Linked DNA regions of Mus musculus: region 2 is linked to region 1. Evidence: chromatin loops called from intact Hi-C (ENCODE). Cell type or tissue: left cerebral cortex. All regions are shown on one strand. Each heading gives the region's core, and the rest is flanking DNA. Links, peaks and the distances in the headings are about the cores only.

What was found. Peaks named below come from ENCODE experiments on the same cell type or tissue, not always from the same donor. Only the 100,000 strongest peaks of a DNase experiment are listed, where the experiment ranks them.
Region 2: it touches region 1 in a loop (3-fold over the local background); 2 of 42 quality-filtered maps call a loop at or near these places.

What each region holds. Positions count from the first base shown.
Region 1 is chr15:53,884,009-53,895,217 of GRCm38, reverse strand. The region is part of intron 1 of Samd12 (sterile alpha motif domain containing 12); the gene reads left to right. Among named protein-coding and RNA genes, the nearest start is that of Samd12, 13 kb to the left of the region's middle. In left cerebral cortex, for the core only: no CTCF peak of the experiment used is centred there; a DNase peak (open chromatin) is centred at 4,802; H3K27ac peaks cover 861 bases.
Region 2 is chr15:54,394,895-54,406,103 of GRCm38, reverse strand. No RefSeq gene overlaps it. Among named protein-coding and RNA genes, the nearest start is that of Colec10, 10 kb to the left of the region's middle. In left cerebral cortex, for the core only: no CTCF peak of the experiment used is centred there; DNase peaks (open chromatin) are centred at 6,017 and 6,548; H3K27ac peaks cover 461 bases.

The DNA of each region.
Region 1 (11,209 bases), core at 2,312-6,311:
TATTTCTTACTCATTTCTTGTTCTGTACTTTATGGTTTCATATTAATATTTTAAAGGTTTTTAAAACTTGGATTATTTGGGTGTGAATCATCTATGGTAAAATTTTATAGTTCTCACACTTTTGGAAAACACATATTCCTGTAACCAACATTGCAATGAAGAGCTAGAACAATTCTAACACCTTGCAAAGTTCATGCATGCCTTATACTCCTATAGTCCCTGACAATACTGATCTGGATTCCGTCTCTGTGATTTTCCTCTTCTAGAATGTCACATAATGCCACATACATCTTGTTGCTATTGAAGAGTAGTACCTGAGCAATATTCTGTGCTGTGGAAATACTGACACTTATTCAGAACACGTGGAGTGTTTCTAGTCAGTGATTGTTATTAGTGAACCACTGAAAACAACTGCTTCCAGTTTGTGTGACTTACTCATTTCTCTTGTGTGAACCAGAGTAGGAGTTTTAAGTCAAATAAACTGTGTTCTTGTAGCAAGTGTTGTAGGAGCTGGGAAGATGGCTCAGGTGGAAATGTGCTTCCTGCAGAAGTGTTCGTACATGAGTTCAGATCTCTACCACTCATGCAAAACCCATGTGTGGTGGCCTGTATCTGAAAGCTCACCAGTGAAGAGGGCTGAGACAGCAGGAAGTCTGGAGTTCACTGGCCAACCAGTCTAGCTGAAATGACAAGCTCTAGGTTCAGTGAAAGACCATGTTTGGAACAAAAGGAAGGAGGACAACAAAAGACCAACCCCTGACGTCAACTTCAGTCCTCCACATGCACACACATCAGATGAGCATGGTCACAAAATAGGCACACGGGTACACGAACACATACAAGCATTCCTCTCCCCAGCACATTAAAAAAATGTTTAGCCTTGTACAGAACTGCCAACCTGTTCTCTGAGGAAGCTTTGCTTCACACAGTGCTCTTTCACAGGGATTTGCGTTCTGTGTCCCAATCATCTTCAGGAGGCCTCACACAAAGAAGAGATTCAGGATATCATGGCTCTGCTGGTTGGGTAGGATTGGAGGACAGCTGTGTGGCTATGACAAGTACACACCCCACACTTCAGTGTGGATATTGCCTAAAAAATGTCTCCAACATTAGCATTTCAAGGAGAAAGGCTCAATGTTTTTTGAGTAGGTTCTGTGAGAAGTCATGGACATCTGGACACTAGTTTTGCCACCGTTGTGTTTGGGAGAGCAGTCAGAAGAGGACATGCCAAGGTGAGCTGGATTTGGGGGAAATTTTGGCAAGTATGTGGACAAGAAAGACATGATTTGACAAGCTTTAAGATCTGAGTGCAGGGATTGGAGAGACAAAGTGGTTAAGAACACCTGCTGCTCTTGGGGATAACTGGGGTTTGGTTCCCAGCACCCACAATGAACAGCCAACAGCTATCTGTAAGTCCAGCTTTATGGGACCTGATGCTCTCTTCGAGCCTTAGACATTGCTATCACATGAATAAAACCCTATACACCTGCGCGCGCGCACACACACACACACACACACACACACACACACACAGAGTTAGTAAACAATAAAGTAAAATATCAACATTTTGCAAAAATCAAGGTTAGTTAGAAAAGGAAGAAAACAGCTCACTGTTTCTGAAAGGATTGGTCTTTCCTGCTAAGATGAGTTAGTTCTGCCTGTGGGATAGTTGACATTAACCTTGTGGCCTAAGGGAAGGTTTGCTCTTTTTACAGTGGATAAATGTTGAGGAAGAAGCTTGTATTTTGCAAGGAGAATTGAGTCTCTTATCAACTGTTCATTTATGCAGTAAGAGCAGTATTTGGTTTGCCTGCAAAATCACGGTATTCTCAGCTAGGAAGTGGGTCTGGCAGTAGATTTGCATCTGAATTTAGCCACAGCCATGGGCCATTGCACTTTTTTTTTTTTTTTTTTAGTTAGGGTTACTATTGTGATAAAACACCTTAGTGAAAAGGCAATTTGGGGAAGAAAGGGTTTATTTCACTCAAATTTCCACATTCCAGTTTATCACCAAAGGCACTGAGGGCAGGAACTTAAGCAGAACAAGAACATGGAGTCAGGGGCTGAAGCAGAGGCCATGGAGAGTGCTGCTTACTGGCTTTATCCCCATTGCTTTCTCTTAGCACCAAGGCTACCATCTCAAGATTGACCCTATCCCCATCAGTCATTAATTCATACAATGCCCTACAGGCTTGCCTATAGCCTGGTCTTATGGAGCCGTTTTCTCTAGTGAGGTTCTTTCCTCTTTGATGATTCTACCTTGTGTCAAGTTGAATGAGTAGCCATCACAACTGAACCTTTGTCAACTTGACATGTAAACACATTGCTTTTCACTCAGAACCTTTCCTTCCTCATTTATCCCCAAGACAGCATGTTAATACTAACTTCACAATATAAAACATACAACTTTAAAAGTTTCACCAACCGTGTAAACAACGCAATATCCAATGTCTGTGATACATTCGAGATCTTCTGAGCTCTTCCCAAGGGCTTGGGTCACTTGCCTGGCTCCACCCTCTGCAGCACACACTGCCTAACTTCCAGGCTCCTGCTGGCTCTCTTTCACCACTGCGGCTATTCTTCGTGGTCATCTCATGGTATTGATGACTCCAAACTGCTTGGTTCTCTTGCTGCAACTGGGCTGCACTTTCACAAATAGTCTTTCCTGGACGCTTATATGTGATCCCCATACACACCCCATCTGAGCACTGAGGGAAATTGGATTCATAATAAAACACTTTTATAAATCTACACAACTTCTCAGCCAGTGTGGGCTTTGTGGGAATATTTGCCAGATTTAAAGGTCATTGCATTTTCCTAACATTGTGTTGTTTTTATTTTGGCATGTTCCAATTTGGTAATTTGAATTTTGTTTACTAGTTGTCTTTTAGAAACCTTAGTGATTTATGATGGACAGTATAAAAATAAGATATTAATTGTGCTCTTTCTTACAGACATTTCTTCTAAGTTGTTGGAGTAAGTCTCTAATTTTTGTGAGCCTAGATCGATCACTATGCATTTGTATCTGTTCATATAGAACACTGCGTCTTGGCTTTTATTGCCATGGTTTGCCCATCCTGGTATCCAAATTCATCCAGCCTGTAATTACTGATAATTGGTATTTTTCTTTGATAATGGATACTTACGTGCCTTCTATATGTTGTACCTCATTAATGGCACCCAGTGGTATAGACAGTTCTAGGGTCATTGAGACTTTCCCTCCTGGTTATTAATCAGTTCAATCAAGGATTCATGCTCTAGCCATGTGTAGTGGTCCATGCCTTTAATCCCAGAACTTGGGAGACAGAGGCATGTGGATCTCTGTGAATTTGAGGCCAGCTGGTTTACATAGTGAATTCCAGGACAACCAGAACTACATAGTGGGACCTTGTCTCAAACAAACAAACAAACAAACAACAAGATTCATGTTTTAAATATAAAAAGGAGGCCGTGAGAGCAAACTGCACACTTTCTTTGTATCAGAGCAAGTGACTAAAGGTCACTGTATGTTTTGTTATGTAACTACAATTGAAAGGTTAGTCCTAATGTAGACAGGCAAAAGTCAAAAATGAAAACATAGAAGATGTGGTGGTTTAAACGAGAAACACCCCTCATAGTCTCAGCATTGGAACATTTGGTCTCCAGTTGGTGTTGCTCTTTGGAGAGGTTTAGGGGTTGCAGTCTTGCTGGAGGAAGTATGTCATTGGGTTTGGAAAATCATGAAGTTGGTCTGCAATAGCTTCCTTGAGAGGCATGAATCATAGATTTTTTTCAAGTTAGAGTCTGTGGCTCCCAGGTCAATGTGAGCCTTTCAGTTTCTGGGAAACCACAGTACTCCCTCAGGCAGTGAAGTGTTCAGGTCCCCCTTCTTTCCTCTGTGTCCCTTTGAGGTCAATGAATCATATAGAAATTTGACAGGGCAGTTAGTCTTAGGCATTGATCTTGTGTACCTTGTATAGCTTGCAAACGTCATTTTATCCTGGAAGCTATCATTATACCCTGTTTCTGATAAGTGTATAAAAAGTCTGATTGCTTGGCATAAATTTGTCTCCACCTCAGTCTTGCTGAGACCCCCTCCAGCCCATGTCTGCTTACGATTCGTCTCTCACTGATCATATCAGGAGACCTTGGCTTGCACTGGCATTTAGAATGATGAACTTGTTTTGAGGTTAAATAAACACACCACTTCCAGTTGGCTCCCCCTGCTTCATGCTTATGGTAAAGGGTGAGAGCTCTCAGTTTCCTGTTATGGCTGCTATGTCTTCCACTTCCCCACTTTGATGGACCCTTATTCCTCTAGAACTGTAAGCCCAAATAACTAACTGTCTTTTTCAATAAATTGACTTGGTCTTGGTATTTTATCAGAGCTACAGAATAATACATAAGGTAATAATAAGATAATAGTCATGGGGTGGGGGAAAGGACAGGAAGGACAGGTGTTAGAAATGTTTTCTAGGGGGTAAAAGATCCTGGATTTGGGATTATTTAATTGTAAGGAAGAGCAGATATATAATTAATCCTAACTGGTCAGGGGCTCTCCACTGACAACACAATGGAGTCCAAGTTCTTCGACTTCAGGGCCCTCTAAAATGGCTGTGTCTTCTTTCCAGGACTACATCCTACTGCTAAGAAATGTATTCCTCTTCCTAGGATCACAACAGATCTTAAGTTTCTTCTGTCTGCTCATATCTCTTCCCTGTCAAATGCTTTTACCCATATGTTCACACATTGCCTTTTTCACATTTTTCTCGGTACACATTTAAGGCAGTATGTGGGCCAAAGCAGTAGATGCTGGTGTGAGAACCATGTGACTGCAGCATTTCAGAGGGTCAAGGAGAATTTTCAAGAGGCAAGAAGAAGTAGCCATGGGAGTCCTCTACCATGTCCAATGTCAATCACTCATGATGTATAGAGTCAACCAGTAAGTGTGTTATAGGGCCTGCCCACTCACTGGCTTTGCCAATGCACAAAAAAGATTTGAAATCAAATAGAGAAGCAAGTCTGCATCATGATAGTTCAGAATATTGATAGGCATCAAAGGAAGAAACTACTCTATTCAGTGCAGATGTCTGTTCCCATATGTGTTCATGTATGTGCAAAGACAAACTTTAAATCTTATTCAGGAGTCATCTACCTTGTATTTTGAGATGAGTTCTCTAATTGGCCTAGAGCTTGCCCATTAAGCTAGACGGACTAGGCAGCAAACCCTCGGGGGTTACGCTGACTCTGCCTCTCCAGGGTGTCCAGCCACACCGCTTACCACGATGCCCGGCTGTTTTTCTTAAATTAATGTATTCGAGGGATCAAATCAAGGGCCTTATGTTTGCATGGCCAGCACTTGGCTGACTGGGGAATAGTCTCATGCAAGGAGAACTCTTCTTAGTGCATTTGGATGGCAATGGGAAGAAGATTGTATGCATGTAGAAAGAGGGATTAGTTATAGTGAACAAGATCAACGTCACAGGGATCACACACATAGACAAAGAAGACAGGAGACTGTGCCTGGACTTGAAACAAGATGAAATGAAGGGTTTGGTTTTCGTAGGAAATACTTGAAAGTGTTTACTACGACCCTATGACTTAATGAAGTGGTAATATTTGAAGATGAGAGATAGAGAGAAAGAGACAGAGACAGAGACAGAGAGACACACACAGAGAGAGAGAGACACAGAGAGAGAGGGAGAGAGAATTAAAAAGGAAAGCCACTGTTAATTTTGGAAGGATGGATGGGGTTAGATAAAGAATATTGTAATTGGAAAATGAATTCACAGCTACTAAACAGTAAATCTGAGTGGTATGATATGCATTGATCTAAATGTCATATATAAACTCACTCATCTTCATATTAAGGATCACTATTACCTTCATGTATAAAATGAAAAGAATATAAAACATTAGATTGTTTGCCAGTTGTCACACAGCTATAAACAGCTAAGTACTGTGGCTGGTGTTGGAACTAAGAAAATGATTGTTCATTTTCTATTTAATACTTTTAAAATGGGGCTGGAGAGATGGCTTGGGGGTTAAGAATTCTGGCTGCTTTTCCAGAGATTCTGAATTCAATTCCCAGCAACCACATGATGGCTCATAACCATCTCCAATGACATCTGGTGCCCTCTTCTGGCATGCAGGCAGAACACTATAAACATGAATGAATGAATGAATGAATGAATGAATGAATGAATGAATAGACAGACAGATAGATAGCAGGCAGAACACTATAAGCATACTAAATAAATAAATAAATAAATAAATAGACAGACAGACAGACAGATAGCAGGCAGAACACTATAAGCATACTAGATAGATAGATAGATAGATAGACAGACAGACAGACAGACAGACAGACAGACAGATAGATAGATAGATAGAATCTTTTACAAAAAAGAGAAAATACTTTGGTGAATGCCAGATTAAGATATAATCACCTACACAATTTTTTATATTTTATTTTCTATATGCCTATGGATGTTTTGCCTATAAATATGTCTGTGTATCATATGCATGCACGGTGCAGGAAGACATCAGAATAGGGCACCAAATCCTCTGGAACTAGTTTTGAATGATTGTAAGCTTCCACGTGGGTGCTGAGAATCAAACCTCGTACTTCTGGAAGAGCAGGCAATTCTTTTAATTCTCTGGCTGGGGATTTTTGGCAGTTTCTTGTTTCTCTTTTCTGCAGTAACTATGTAGAACATAGATGGGACACGAAGGCTTATTACTCTCAGGTGTAGGGGGAGAGGGGACTTCTCATCTTGGTCCATTTTGTGTGGAGGGTCAGCCTCGTGCTGTGGCTTAGTAGTGGCTCTGTCAGCCATCGGGACACACTTCAAGGAGGCACTCTGATCCCACTGCCTGGGGAAAACAGGGAAGTATAGAGATAGTGGCAAAAGGTTAAGGTAAAAGCGAGATTGAGAAAAAATCCGATTACAGTTTTGCCTGGATAGAAAGCCAGTCTCTAGTTTCTTCTCTTTCCAGGGCACCTTCCTGCCCTCAGCCGGATTAAGATTTGGGTTTCCAGAGTTTCGAGGCCATGTCCATGTTTGTAGGTTAGGGGGAGATTTCTCTAACACAGCTAAGCTAAGCAGCTCTTCGCTACTCCAGCCTCCCCGTGACAGTAGGGAGTCTGGCCAGTTTCTAAATTGAAACTCAATAGCTGGTAGCTTTGGCACCCATGTGTTTGCTGGGGCTCACCCCAAGACTGTCATTAAAATCACACAGCCTGGCTTCGTACTGCACAGAGCTTTCCAAAGGACTGTTTCCTGTTTGAGCTACGGATGATGAGCTGGCTGCTGAGCAGAACTCGGGCTTCCATTCTGTAAATAATGGCGCGAGGTCCCAGGTTCAAGGTCACAACAGCTAGTGTCAGAGCTGAGATTAGAGCTAGGTGGCCTGGTTCGTTTTATTGTGACTTCTGTGGAAGAGGTGGCATAGAGCCCACTTTGGATAAGGTTTTAAGTGGTGTATTAATATTAGTTGTTTATAGAATTTGTATTATTATTTCAAATGGAATTTGCTTTAAATTAAGGACAGAGCAACCAGAGCTCATGTGACAGTGGAAAGAAGTCTAGTTGATGGCTCAATATGATAGCAGGTTCAACTTTCTCTTTTCTAACTTTTTAAATTTTAGTTTTTGGTAATTGATCTCCATGACCAAATCTTCTGAATAGCTGAACTAAATTAAGGTTAAACTCTAAGGGTTATATTTCTTGATTATTAAAATCTTCATAGAGCCCATATAGGAAAAAATCATAAAATGATAAATTAGAAACTAACAATAGTAACTAGCATTGTAACAGCTCAGCTTTTAGACCCGTGGTATTAGCAGGTAGGATGGATGCTCTTTAGCCAGTAAGCTCTGGTTGATGGCCAGTAGTGGTTCTTAATAATCTTATGAAACTGACTTTAATATTATTTCTGTTTTGGACCAAGAGAAATTAAACATTTCACTAAGACCACAACAATGTAAAAAATCATGGTTCGTGTATTCTAACTCCATTGAATAACTTCAGTGTCTGCTTTGTTGCTACTAAATGTATCTGCTACCCAGATATACCCAGTATTCTATCCAAGGAGAGTTAGCATTCTTTGGGCTTTATAAACAACTATCTATACCTAAAGTAGCACATGCTACTCTAATAAATCGTAATAGTTGTTGATAAGAATAATAAAAATATTAATCCATTTATTTGCATGCTTTTGAGTGTAAAGGGCTGATTAATTTGGTATCCCTTAACTGTAATATCTCATTAGGCCAATGATGAGAGTCTGAAGACAGCAAAACCTGCTGTCCAAATCTTGGAAGGTGTCATCACTTTCTATTTGCTCTGGGCTCTGAGGTGTTAGTGGTCATTGTTAAAGGCACTGAAAAACACGCTAGTTAGAATGCCTTTTACACATGGCAAGTTTGGGATCAAAAGTTTTGTGTGTCTGTTACCTCCCTTTGAACTCTGTTCCACCAACTGGATTGCCTTATCTTGCCTCAGTGGGACAGGATGTGACTAGTCTTGCAATGACTTGAGGTGCCAGTGTGAGTTGGTACCCATGGCAGAAGTGGAAAGAATGGAACCTCTCTTCAGGTGGTAGTGATGTTTATTGATTCTCATGAACTGACCAGTTAAGGGGAAGGGAGAAGGTTGTTTTACAGGATACCACAAGGGTCATTTTTTTCTTAAGCTGATTACCTGGAGAAAGTCCAGCATTTAAATTCTAACTCCTGGGTCCAGAATCCATGTCTTAGTCCATCCATTTTACCTGCTTTCAGGTATTTTTAAATCAAAATGTGTTTTCTCCTGTTATTTCCATAAACGTCAATGACCTAAACACATATGTTGTAGGTTTCATCACTAAAGAGGATTCTTGTAAACAGTGATTTTTTTCTACTAAATTTATAATATTATCTTTTCTGATGTATTTGAATTCAAAGAAGATATGGTGCCTAGTAGATGATCTGAGTAACCGTCGATTCAGTTTAGATCTTAATAATAGTATAAGGCTTTCTGAACAATATATAATGGGGTGTAGGATAAAACTGAAGCTTCATAACTACCATTCTTGTGCATTTGATGAAAGTTTGATGAAAGTGGGCATGCCAATAATACATTCATCCCCAAATATGAATTCTGGGGGCAAGCACATTCTGCTTATACTTGAGGTAAGGAAATGATTTTAAGGAGAACAATCTAGAAAAGGCATGTGGGAAATGATTTTATGGAGTCCAGGCCTGGTGGGCTTAGGAAGCCTCTGTGTATGGGAAGCCACTTGTATGGGAAGAGTGCAGTAGTTAGGCTCTTGATTCCAGCATACAATCTGCTGACTGATCCAAGAGACCTTCCCATATGTTCCTTTCTGCTGACTGACTCTTTTTAAAGTTAGAATGGAGGAGTAACCCCAAGGGCTAGTATGCAGCTGTCTCTTCTCACTCCTACCAGCTCCCTCTGCTCTCTGCCTGCTTCTACCCAACAGTGCACTAATAGTGTGGAATTGGGCCTGCAAGCTTGCTATTGCAGAACTGGCCTCTTGGGAAGAGTCAACTGTCAAACAAGGATTCAGCCGTGGGTCTGGTTGTGTTACGTAGAAGATTGCTTCTTGTCCTTCATTGTGACACCTGAACTTCAGCTCTTGGAGAGGCATCAGTGGGCTTAAGATTCCCTGAAAAAGCAAGAAGAGAGAAACCATGTCGAAATATAATTCTGCCAACACATTTGAAATTCAGGTAGCATCTTAACGCCATGCTAGGCTTATTTGTTCATAGATGAGTAATGAACAGAGAGTTGTATTAGAAATTGCAAAGTGAGGGGAATTTAGTGCCTGGATATACTTAAACAAAGACAGACCACTGAATAGTCATGGAGAAAAAGTAATAATGTATTTAGTTTCATAAGCACATTGTATGTTTAAACCGAAGTAAAATTTGTATGCATAGTTTTTTTTAAGTCTAATTTAGTAAATCCTTGTACAAAGCAGAATAGTATTAGAAATGCACGAATAATTTTGAAAAAGTATGCAGCACAGCAATATTACCCTATTTTAAATTAACACTTTAAAACAATTGTCATTGTGGGCCTATTTTATATCTCCTTTGGAAAGAAAAAGGGAAAAAGAATTATCCATGGGTTTACCTTCAAAAGACAGCCACTACGAGGACTTGGCATATTTTATTCTAACCTTTTCTCTGGGTGGTTTTTGGTTTTGCATAGCAGTCGTAAGATATTTTGATGGCTTTTTTTTAGTGGAAATCTTTCATCTTTGGTTGGAGTTGACTGTGGTTGTATTCTGATAACGCAAGTCTGTGATGTGTGCTTTTCTTGTCATGAGGCTGAATAAGTAACACTTCGGTGCTTGGCTTGAATAAATTCTCCATGATGCTTTTAACATAAAAACACTGTTGAGATTAGAAGTGAAAAATCCTTAGAGAAAAGAAGGAGGATGTGTGTTTCACAACCACTTAAAAATATCATATCTGAAAATAATAATCAGAAGCACAAAAATGACTTGGGGGATGAGTAAAACACAGATAATACCTGAAGGTTCCTCAGATGGGAACGAGTCTCTAGGTGGCTGTGGGACGCATTGCTGATGTACAGTAATATGTATTAAATGTACCGCCCATGTTATATTTAAAGTGATAATTTAAATGCCAGAAGAGTCCTTATACTCAGAGACAAGCAAAGGAAACTGTAAGAAAGTCACTGCTGAACCGCAGTTGGAAACTCCAGTATTGCCCGTGTCATTCAGCCATGGGAAGGGCGGACCTCCCCAGATTCTGTTCCCAGTAAAATGGTGCTGTTAAACCATGCAACTTTCATACGTTCTTTTCAAACCCTGACATGCTGTGACTCACTGAGTTTACAGTTCTAGAACCAAATGTGGAGAACATGAAGATCGCAGAACCTTGAAAACTCCCCAGGCCCTCTGTCCTGTCTATTTCCACATTTAACTTATTTTCCATGCAAGCCAGAGGTCAACAAATGAGGGCCGGTTTTCTTGCAATATATGTGTGCTCATTAGTTTACACAGTGTTGTTTGCTCCCATGAAAATCAGGTTACACAGTTCTAACCATTGAGATGGCCTGTAAAGTTTAAATTCTTTACTGTCTGTCCCTGCACAGAAAAGGATTTCCAATCCCGACTCTTAAACAAATGACCTGCAACCCCCTTGCCACCATGATATCTTTTGTTCCAGCGTTGGCCTTCTCTTTTCCCATCT
Region 2 (11,209 bases), core at 4,281-8,280, 510 kb before region 1:
AAGCAGTGCTTAATTCAGAATGCAGTTAAACCTGAGTAGCACAAACAGGGAGTCAATGGAATCAGCTCTGATTTCTCAACACATTTGTTGACGTATACCAAAAAGAGACAGAACAAGGTGTTGATAGGAGTCTATGTGTGAACTCATTAAAGTCAACAGGTATGCACATGAAAATTATTTGCATGGTACTAACATTCTGCAAAAGGCTGATCCAAGCTCATTGATGTCCCAATAAATATGGGATGACAGGGATTGTAAAAAAGAAGAATTTTTAAATTGTCAAATTGTGTTAAATATGTTTTCTTTACTGGCTACAAATACCTCACATTGTTGAGGAAGACTTAAAACTGGCATCCCTAAGACTGCATTTTCATTTATCCTTGAACTGAAGCAATTGAGAAATTCAAGTCAACACTGGTTTTACTTAATAACATTGTTTTGAAATAGACAACAAACCCAACAAGTTTATAGCTGCAATAAAATTGGAAGGAAGTTAAAGCAAGATTCCAAAAGAAAAGGGCTCTACGGCTGGTTTTCAGAACTGTCTGCAGAATTCCATATTTTCTTGGCTCATTCTTCTTCCATTCTCCAGGACAATACATTTCAGGCTTAGTGTTGCCCAAATATGACCTTCTACTAAAGGGAATAATATATGAATTCCTTATTCTCCTGTACAGATTTAGTGGTTTGAGTGGCAGCTTTCTGTAGATGTATCCATATCCTGAATCGCCCAGTCTGTGAATAGGAATGTGTTTGGCAGAAGTGTTTTATAGATGTCACTGAGCAAGATGTTTTAAAATGAGATCATGGATTATCTCTGTTGGCTCTAAGTCCAATGGCAGGCGTCCCTATAGGAGACACCCAAACAGAAAGACAAGGTCAAGAGTAGAAACACATGTAAAGACAGAAGCATGGACTTAGGCAACCGTAAGCTAAGAAACAACCTTGCCTCTGCCAGAATATATGAAAGGCTGGGGATGAGTCTTCCAAGGAGCCTTCAGCATGAGCTCAGCCCTGCTTGGAAGGTTGAGCTTGAATCCTTGGCCTTTAGAAATCTGAGGTAATAAGTTCCTGTTGTTTTAATCCACCAAGTTTGTGCTAATTTGTTGCAGCAGTCGTAGGAGTCTGAAATGCCATTCTTGTGATTTTCCTGCACAGTTACTGGAAGAAGTGACACATGAAAACATTTGCTCAGTGCCTGACAGAGACCTAGGAACATCTGTTCCTGTGCGCATTTTAATTATCATGCATCCAGCTCAGATGGTATCTGGAGGGGAAACCAAATCCAGGGTATAAAATGAGCATATCCTAAGGCAGTTAGTTGTGTTTTACCAGCAAAAACAAGTGGGGCCATCACCTCGTCTCCACAAGGGGTTTCCTGACAAGTTGATAGCACTTGACTTTGCAGTTTGCTCTGGTTTGTCCATTCTTTTTTTTTTTTTCTTTTGTCTTTGTTAGAACAGTGACGGTTTAATGGTTTTATAATGGTTTAATGTAATGATACATATATAGTATACATTTTTTTAGATTTATTTTTTTCTTGGATGTTTTCTTCATTTACATTTTAAATGCTATCCCCTTTCCTAGTTTCCTCTCTGAAAATCCTCTATACCCTCCCCCCTCCCAGTACTCCCCAACCCACCCACTCCCACTTCCTGGCCCTGGCATTCCCCTATGCTGGGGCCTAGAATCTTCACAAGACCAAGAGCCTCTCCTCCCAACTCCCGACTAGGCCATCCTCTGCTACATATGCAGCTAGAGCCATAAGCTCTGAGGGTACTGGTTAGTTCATATTGTTGTTTCTCCTATAAGGCTGCAGACCCCTTCAACTCCTTGGGTGGTTTGTCCATTCTCGTAAGTGCCTTACTGGGTTCAAATTCCTCTTGGTGGATTGATTTAATTTGATGCCTTTTGGAAGCATCAGAAATTAGTAGAACGGCTTTTACAATGCATATTTAGAGGAGAGCATGCAAATATGCCCATCACTCACTCGTTTACATTTTTCTACATTTCAAGTTAAATATGGATGGAAGCATAATTTAAAAACTCAAATGGTGTTAGCAGAGCCGTAAAATAAAGACAGAAGCTTGCAGCTCCACCCTTCTCATTTCTGGTTATTTTGCCCTCGAGGAAACTATTTGAATACTTTTAGTATCTATTCACTTATCTCCTCTGCATTATAAATAACAAATAGATGATTATAATATCTTAAAATGTAGATTTTACTGGCTTCTGAATATGAAAGTTAGAAAATTCTTTTCCTCTTTTACCCTCCACATACCCCATACATATTTTCCCTGATTTTATCTTTGTAACTTAATAATAGTATACATTTAGAACAATATTCAATGTTTATATTATGATAGCTGCACAAAAATTACTCACAGTCAAGTCACAAAGTGCATTATAATTACATTTTGTTTCTTGTATTAATGCTTCCTGAGTTTATTGATTATATTATTTTCCTTTGCATGGATTTCTGTGTACACACAAATTCTTTGAGATTTATCACTTCTATGGAAATGTAAAATATTCTGTTAGTTTCTACTGTATTTTTCCTTAGATAGCTCTCTCTTCTTGAATCCTCTGGTTTAGTGTATTATTTAGGCTGATTGCTTGTTACAGACCTGTTATGCTGCAATATCTCTTTGATATTGTCTAGGGATCTAGACTTCATATCTCATTTTTGTGCAGTATGCTCTATAGTAGTTTACTGGGCCAAAGTATACTGTAGATTAAATTTAGAGAAATTATATTTCTGAAAATCTAGTAATTTTCTCTTTGTATCATCTAACAGTTTTGCTGGATATAGAATCCCAGGATGTAAATAATTTTCACCCCCATGTGTAAAGACATTGCTTTAGTTTTGCAGTTGAGACATTTAATGTCATTCATGTTCACTACAATTTGTAGAGATTTTTGGTGCCTCCCCCCTTTTTTAAAGATTTTGAGAGCTCTGTTCATCAGTGTTACAAGTTTTCTTGTGCTAGTTTTTAATAATTTCCTTGCCCTTACCACCAATCACCTTCACCTCCATATTTATTTTTCTCTTTTTCATTCTCAAATACTTTCATACATATATTAACTTGCCTGGTAGTGGTGGCACACACCTTTAATCCCAGCACTTGGGAGGCAGAGGCAGGCAGATTTCTGAGTTTGAGGCTAGCCGTTCCAGGACAGCCAGGGCTACACAGAGAAACCCTGCCTCAAAAAAAAAAAAAAAAAAAAAAAAAAAAAAAAAAAAAAAAAAAACAATATATATGTGCATGTGCATGTGCATATTTATATGTATATAAAACTGATAGTCTAATACTTCTTAACATTTGCTTTTTAATTCTTATGTTGAAGATATCTATTATGCTTTATAGTAAAACATTATAAATTACTTGTATATCCAAACTCTATGACATATAAAGGACTTAATTCATTCAATAAATATCTATTGAGTACTTAGTGTATGTCTGACATGCTACATTTTTCTTTCCTTTTTCCAGTAAAAGTGATTAAACACGGAGTCTTATCACTACTAGGCCAGCACTACACCCTTGAGCTATATCCTCAGGCTTCTGCTACATTCTATTTTGAGAAATAGTGTTGCCCATTTTCTTAGGGATACTTGAGGTTACTCTGTAGCTTAAACAGACCTTGAATTTGTGATCCTCCTGTCTCAGTCTCCTAAATGACTAGGATTACAGGCTTGTGCCATTAGTCTTGGCTGTAGCACTGTGTCTTTGTTTCAATTTATCATTCTAGCTTATCAGTTAGAGTCTTCAGAGAAACATTCTCTGTTTCATATAGTGTCCCTATTTAGTATGATTTTCTAACTTCTGAATGTTTTAATTTATGTTTATTTATCCCTATTTTTGTTAAAATATCTAGTCACTCCACCCTACTCCATTTGTAGTTAAGAGCTATGAAATGTTATAAGAAAACTCTGCATCTCTAAATGGATTTAGTTGGCTAGACGCTGGTGATTAGTTTTAACTGTCACTGCAATTAGAATCATCTGAGAACAGAGTCTTAGTAAGGGATTATCTTGAGTAGATTTGCTTGTGGGCTTGTTCATGGGAATATGACTTTATTGTAATTATTGATGTAGGAAGACCTATCCCACTGTGGGTGGAAATACTCCCTAGGCTTGTCTCCTAGACTGTATAAGAGTGAGGCTCAGAGCTGAACAAAGAATTCTCACCTGAGGAATACCGAATGGCAGAGAAGCACCTGAAAAAATGTTCAACATCCTTAATCATCAGGGAAATGCAAATCAAAACAACACTGAGATTCCACTTCACTCCAGTCAGAATGGCTAAGATCAAAAACTCAGGTGACAGCAGATGCTGGCAAGGATGTGGAGAAAGGGGAACACTCCTCCATTGTTGGTGGGATTGCAAGCTTGTACAACCACTCTGGAAATCAGTCTGGCGGTTCCTCAGAAAATTGGACATAGTACTACTGGAGGATCCCGCAATACCTCTCCTGGGCATATATCCAGAAGATGTCCCAACCGGTAAGAAGAACACATGCTCCACTATGTTCATAGCAGCCTTGTTTATAATAGCCAGAAGCTGGAAAGAACCCAGATGCCCCTCAACAGAGGAATGGATACAGAAAATGTGGTACATTTACACAATGGAATACTACTCAGCTATTAAAAAAATGAATTTATGAAATTCCTAGGCAAATGGATGGACCTGGAAGGTATCATCCTGAGTGAAGTAACCCAATCACAAAAGAACTCGCACAATATGTACTCACTGATAAGTGGATATTAGCCCAGAAACTTAGGATACCCAAAATATAAGATACAACTTGCCAAACGCATGAAATTCAAGAAGAACGAAGACCAAAGTGTGGACACTTTACCCTTTCTTAGAAATGGGAACAAAACACCCATGGAAGGAGTTACAGAGACAAAATTTGGAGCTGTGACGAAAGGGTGAACCATCTAGTGATTGCCATATGCAGGGATCCATCCCATAATCAGCTTCCAAATGCTGACACCATTGCATACACTAACAAGAGTTTGCTGAAAGGACCCAGATATAGCTCTCTCTTGTGAGACTGTGCCGGGGCCAAGCAAACACAGAAGTGGATGCTCACAGTCAGCTATTGGATGGATCACAGGGCTCCCAATGGAGGAGCTAGAGAAAGTACTCAAGGAGCTAAAGGGATCTGCAACCCTATAGGTGGAACAACATTATAAACTAACCAGTACCCCGGAGCTCTTAACTCTAGCTGCATATGTATCAAAAGATGGCGTAGTCGGCCATCACTGCAAAGAGAGGCCCATTGGACTTGCAAACTTTATATGCCCCAGTACAGGGGAACGCCAGGGCCAAAAACGGGGAGTGGGTGGGTAGGGGATTGGGGGGGTAGGTATGGGGGACCTTTGGGATAGCATTGAAATTGTAAACGAGGAAAATACCTAATAATAAAAAAAATAAAAAAAAAGAGTGGAAAATGATTTGAATAGCATACATGCATGCAGTTATTCATTTTGCCTTTGCCTATGGATATAATGTGACTGTTTTAAATTTTTTGCTGTTTTAACTTCGATGTCACGAAACTTGGAAATGTGAGCCTAAGTGAATTCTTTCAACCTTATGTTACTTTGTAGGAAGGTATTTTATCATGCCAATAAAGCAGAAACTAGGTAATTAGCATATTACAACTATAGTAAGGTAGGGTCAAATGGTGGTGATGCCTAGTTTATGAAGACAGTTGCTGTGGAAGACATACATTGTTACTTAAAGGCCTGTTCTCATCATTTTTAGAGCTATTTCCTGATCTAGACAATTCACTTAGGGTACTCTATTTTTTGCCCAGTATGACATACACATCTGCCTAATTTTGGTTATGGGTAGGATTTAAGTATCTCTAGGCTCATTTTTACCTTTCTCTTTGTCTTCTGATGCTCAGCAAGACTCCAGTTATCCATAAAGTCCCCTAACATAGACTCTATTTTTAGTTCAGTCTCTCTGTGTGACAAAATTTCGTCTTATTTAAGCTCCACCAAATGAAGAACATCTTTCCAGACTTCCAGAATGATCTGGGAAGCTCAAAGCAGAAATCACCCTGTAAAGACTTCCCTTATCTTCTAATTTAGCCCCATTTTGTCAGCAAGCTAAATGGCATCTTGTAGCTTAAGTACCTGAGCCTTCTGGGTTTCTGGTGCATTGCTAACTTAGATCTTTCTGTCACTCAGAGTGACAGATAATTTTCATATCTCACTGGTCAGTTAAGATTGTATTTTCACAATAACAGTGTCACTGTCCCTGATTCTTCTTTTCATTTTTCTCTCTGTCATTGAGGAATGCTTTATTTTATGAGTGCTATTTGGGGGACATTCTGTAGGGAACACGAAATAAACACGTAGATTCAATCTGCCATATGGACACAGATGTTCCAAAATTACTTTATGATATAATTTGATGGAACTCCTGTGGGAAAATGTGCTGAAATGATGTTAAACAACATATTTTTCCCCATAAAAATCTGAACAGGGGAGAACATTCGAACAGTGGCTATGCAAAGTGCTCGGGACATTCTTCCCACAAACATCTATAACACCACATGACCTTATGAAAAAGAATCATTCCAGGGCCTGTACACATTGGCCAGAGTAGGCAAGTTTTTATGTATTTATTCTTGCAAAGCTGCTACTGATTTGTGTAAGAACAGTGCAGTTTAAAGTCTTTTTTGTTGAAAGCAAGTCTACCACTGTGAACATCTCAGCTGGTGAGAATAGCTATCTGATGAGCAGAGATGGCCGGAATATACTGCAATTTTGTTGCTGCAGAACAGACTCAATATAAAGTATGGTTTGAAAACAAGCCAATGGTTATTATAAGCAACCTGGAAGAACAAAAAAAATAAACACTCATGATAAGGATTAATTTGCTGCTAATGAAATATCTGCTGTGGTTTGGATGGAAAATGTCCCCCAGCCTCCTTTGTTTGAGTATCTAGTCCTCAGTTGATGACATTGTTTTGGGGAGATTATATGATTATTGGGGTAGGAGGCATTGTTGAAGGGGGCATAACATTGAGGATAGGACTAAAAAGGTAATAGACTGGGCTCATTTTGGGCCAAGGATGTTGTTACCTGCCTGCCGCTGTGGTAAGATGGTTTGAAGGTTCTCATCACCACTGGTCGAGCTGTTCCACCCATGACACTGTCTGCCAGAATGATATGAATCCATGAATCTGTATGCCTAAGAAAACACTCCTCCCCAAAGGTAGTTGTGTAAGATATTGGTTGTAGTAACTTAAAAGTAACTTACAAAACACAATAAAAAGTCAATGGAATGAACAATAGTCTTATTAGCAATTGATACCAGAAGTCATTCACATACAATTAAGTGAACTTAGAACTATATCACACACATGCAGAAAATACACTCCAAATTATAGAATAAAATACCAGATCTTCATGATCCTTACTTATAGAAGATCCTTACTACACAAAAACCAAATTCATGAAAAGCTATAAATTATACTACATGAAAGCTAGAAACATTAGGGCTAGAGAAATGTTTCAGTGGCTAAGGCACTTGCTGTTCTAGCAGAGGACATAGGTTTGTTTCTCAATACCTATACTGGGTATTTCACAGCAGGCTATATAATTCCAGTTTCAGGAGATCCCATGTACTCTCTGGCCACCGTATGTGCCTGCATGCATGTGGTGCACATATATACAGTAAGTACACACACATACATGTAAAATAAATAAATATTTTTTAAAAATTAGAAACATTATTATAAAAAAAAACTACCACTTAAAAGAAACTTGAACAGGCAAGACACAGATTGAAAAACATATTTTCAATAACATACCTATTAGGGAACTTGTATTCAACTACATAAAGAAAATATTCAGAAATTATATATTCAATGAAGGACTTGTGCTTGACTAAACAGCCATACATATTACCAACTAAAAATCAGCACAATATTTATATGGCATAGCAACATAGCTAATATATATGAAAGTATACAACATATCCATTCATTAAATTCCAAAGAGAGATTATTACATATAGATAAAATTTTACATCATCAAAATTAATCTGATATTGCTTAATGTTTCCAGGGTGAGGCAACCTGTAGTAATAACTGATTGATTGTTCTGATGTATAGTAACAGAGTCCCTTTGGAAGGAAGTTTTTAGCATCTTAGGAAAGTGAAATAGAAACCTCAGCCAGAGAGCCAAGCAGTTTAACTCCTACATATCTACTTAAGAAAAAAGAAACATAAATGATCACTTGAATTCTTGTAAATGAAAGTTCACAATAACATTGTTAAAGAAAAAGCGGGCAAAATGGAAAGGATTCATCAAACAGTGAATAGATTAAAAAAAAATTGTATCACTTCTTCCCAGTAGATTGTGAATTAATGGTTATGGAAACTGTTAGTAATTAATAGAAAAATAGGTAATATCTCTCCAAACTATGCTAAATAAAAAATGATACAAGTATACAATATAGAGTTCTTTTAAAATGAAATTTATTTTTAAAAGTAAGGTTGAAAGTAAGGTTATATGGTTTCCTAAAGAGGAAGCAGGAGTTGATTGCAAATGAAACATCTTTTAGAGATAAGGGCTCTATTATAAAATTAGGTTAGAGCCTAATTTTATATTTTTATAATTTTTTTTATAATTTTTAGTACATTTATACATAACTGTATAAATGTACTAAAATCAAATTCTTCATTGAAAATCAGTTAATTGTAAAATATATAATTCATACCACCATAAAACTGTAAAATAACTGTCATGAAAATTGCATTTAATGCTCTTGGAATGATTATGAGCTTCGAGTAGTGTTTATTAGCCCAGGGTCAGTCAATAGATGAATTCCTGCTTTTTGTGAAATGTCCATGTAAAGTTAGAAACCTTACATTTGTTTTCAGTTCTCTATAATCTGATTCAGTACACCTAAAACTTTTCAATAAAGAATTTTTCAGTCAAAATAATTGATCTGAAATAGATAAAAGACAAACATTAACAGACACACAACTCAAAATTTATGATTTATATCTAATTATAACATTAATTACAAATTAATTATATTAGAGATCATAGGAATCCCAACCAGCTTTATTTACAAAGGGATCAATATCTTCTTCTGATGCTAATGTACTTGGAAGTAAGGCATTGATTTTCATTATTGTTCTGCAGTGATTAATTACATAGCAGTATTTTGACTTATATTGGTTAAATTAGCATAGATAATTATATGGACACATAATGAAAGTTTGATTTTGAATGATAGTTATGTATAATGATAATGCCTTCATCCATCCACATAATATTACTTATTAGATACCATTATAAGTTATGTGGATTTTATTTATAACAATGAATAAAAGTGTCTTTTCCCTAAGAGATTTATCTTCATCTTACTGAGGTTCCAGAAAGATAAAAGCAATTGCCATCAGTATGAGGCTTACTTTATATCAATATGGTATGAATATATATATACATATATATATGTGTGTGTGTGTGTGTGTGTGTGTGTGTGTGTGTGTGTGTGTATAAAATACTGACCTTGTAGTTGTTATGAAGACTTGGAGGTGAGGCACCATACCTAGGTTTGGCAGCTCAAAGCACATTTTCTATTGGATTATGGAAAGCCTGTTGGAGTTTGCTGGTACAATGGGGAAAATAAAGGGAAGCTATCCCACATAGAAAAAAAGCATATGTGTCTCAGTTGAAGGACAAGGTGAATGGAGGAACTGGAGGTAGTCCATTAAAAGTAGAGCTGGGAACTTGGTAGGGTCAATGGGGTCCAAGGTTTAGGTAGGAGCAGATGCTGTAGGGTGCAGTGCATGTTGTTAAGGAGTTAGAATGTATCTTCAGAGAAATGAGAACCAATGAAAAATTTAAAAAGAGAGAGAGATTTCAGTATTAGAAGTGAAACAAAGATGGCGAAAGATGCATCAGAAGCAAAACTTTACCGAGGTTTTGAACTAGAAACCAGAAGCAGGTTTGGAGTTGTATCTTGGTGTAGAATAATGGTTGCATATATCTGAAGCTTTAAATTAGGTCTCTAGCACCACAAAGAAAAACAGAAAAGAAACTCAGAAAGAACAGCTAGGTAGACTCATGGAGTTAGAGGTGTTTTATTTGCTTCTTTATTGATATGGTTGACCTTTAGTTTTGTTTGTTTGTTTGTTTGTTTTGTTTTTTGTTTGTTTTAGTTCTTTGAGAATTTAGTATAATGTATTTTGAAAATACATCCAACAACAGCTCCTTTTTAAAAATTTTTATTTTATTTTATTTTTTAAATATTTTTTATTACATATTTTCCTCAATTACATTTCCAATGCTATCCCAAAAGTCCCCCATACCCTCCCCCCCACTTCCCTACCCACCCATTTCCATTTTTTTGGCCCTGGCGTCCCCCTGTACTGGGGCATATACAGTTTGCGTATCCAATGGGCCTCTCTTTCCAGTGATGGCCGACTAGGCCATCTTTTGATACATATGCAGCTAGAGTCAAGAGCTCCGGGGTACTGGTTAGTTCATAAATGCACCCCCATTTCTATATCCACTCAACTTTGTGCCCTCTTTTCTTTTGTTGTGGCTTTAAATAAAAGTACAATGTGTGCTTCTCATATATTCTGGTATGTGCGGTCTTCTGCTGGAGCATGGTCAAATTACTAGTGTTTATACCCTTAAAGAAAACTCACTCTCCCCTTTCTAGAGGTTCCCAGCTGCTCCTTGGCTGGAGCTGGGGCTGGGGCTGGGGCTGGGGCTGGGGCTGGGGCTGGGGCTGGGGCTGGGGCTGGGGCTGGGGCTGGGGCTGGGGCTGGGACTTCATGTCCATCTCTGTTCTGTGCTGGGAGTTTAGCTTGTACAGGTCTTAAACATGATGTCACAAATGCTGTGAGTTCAAACGTGCAATTGCCCTGCTATGTCTGGGAAACCTGATTTCTGTTAGCCACTATAGTCTTTACACCCCCTCCCTTACTATTGGTCCCTAAGTCTCAAGAGAGTGGGATATATATATATATATATATATATCCCATCTAGGATGAAATTTTCCACATTCTTATTCTCTGCACCTTTACAAGTTTTGGGTCTTTGTGTTAATCACCATCTACTATGAAAGAAGTTTCTTTGGTTCTATGATAGTGGTTGAGACATGCACTCAACTATGGAGATAGGGATAAGTCAATAGGAGTCTGTTTGATACTATGCCATTTA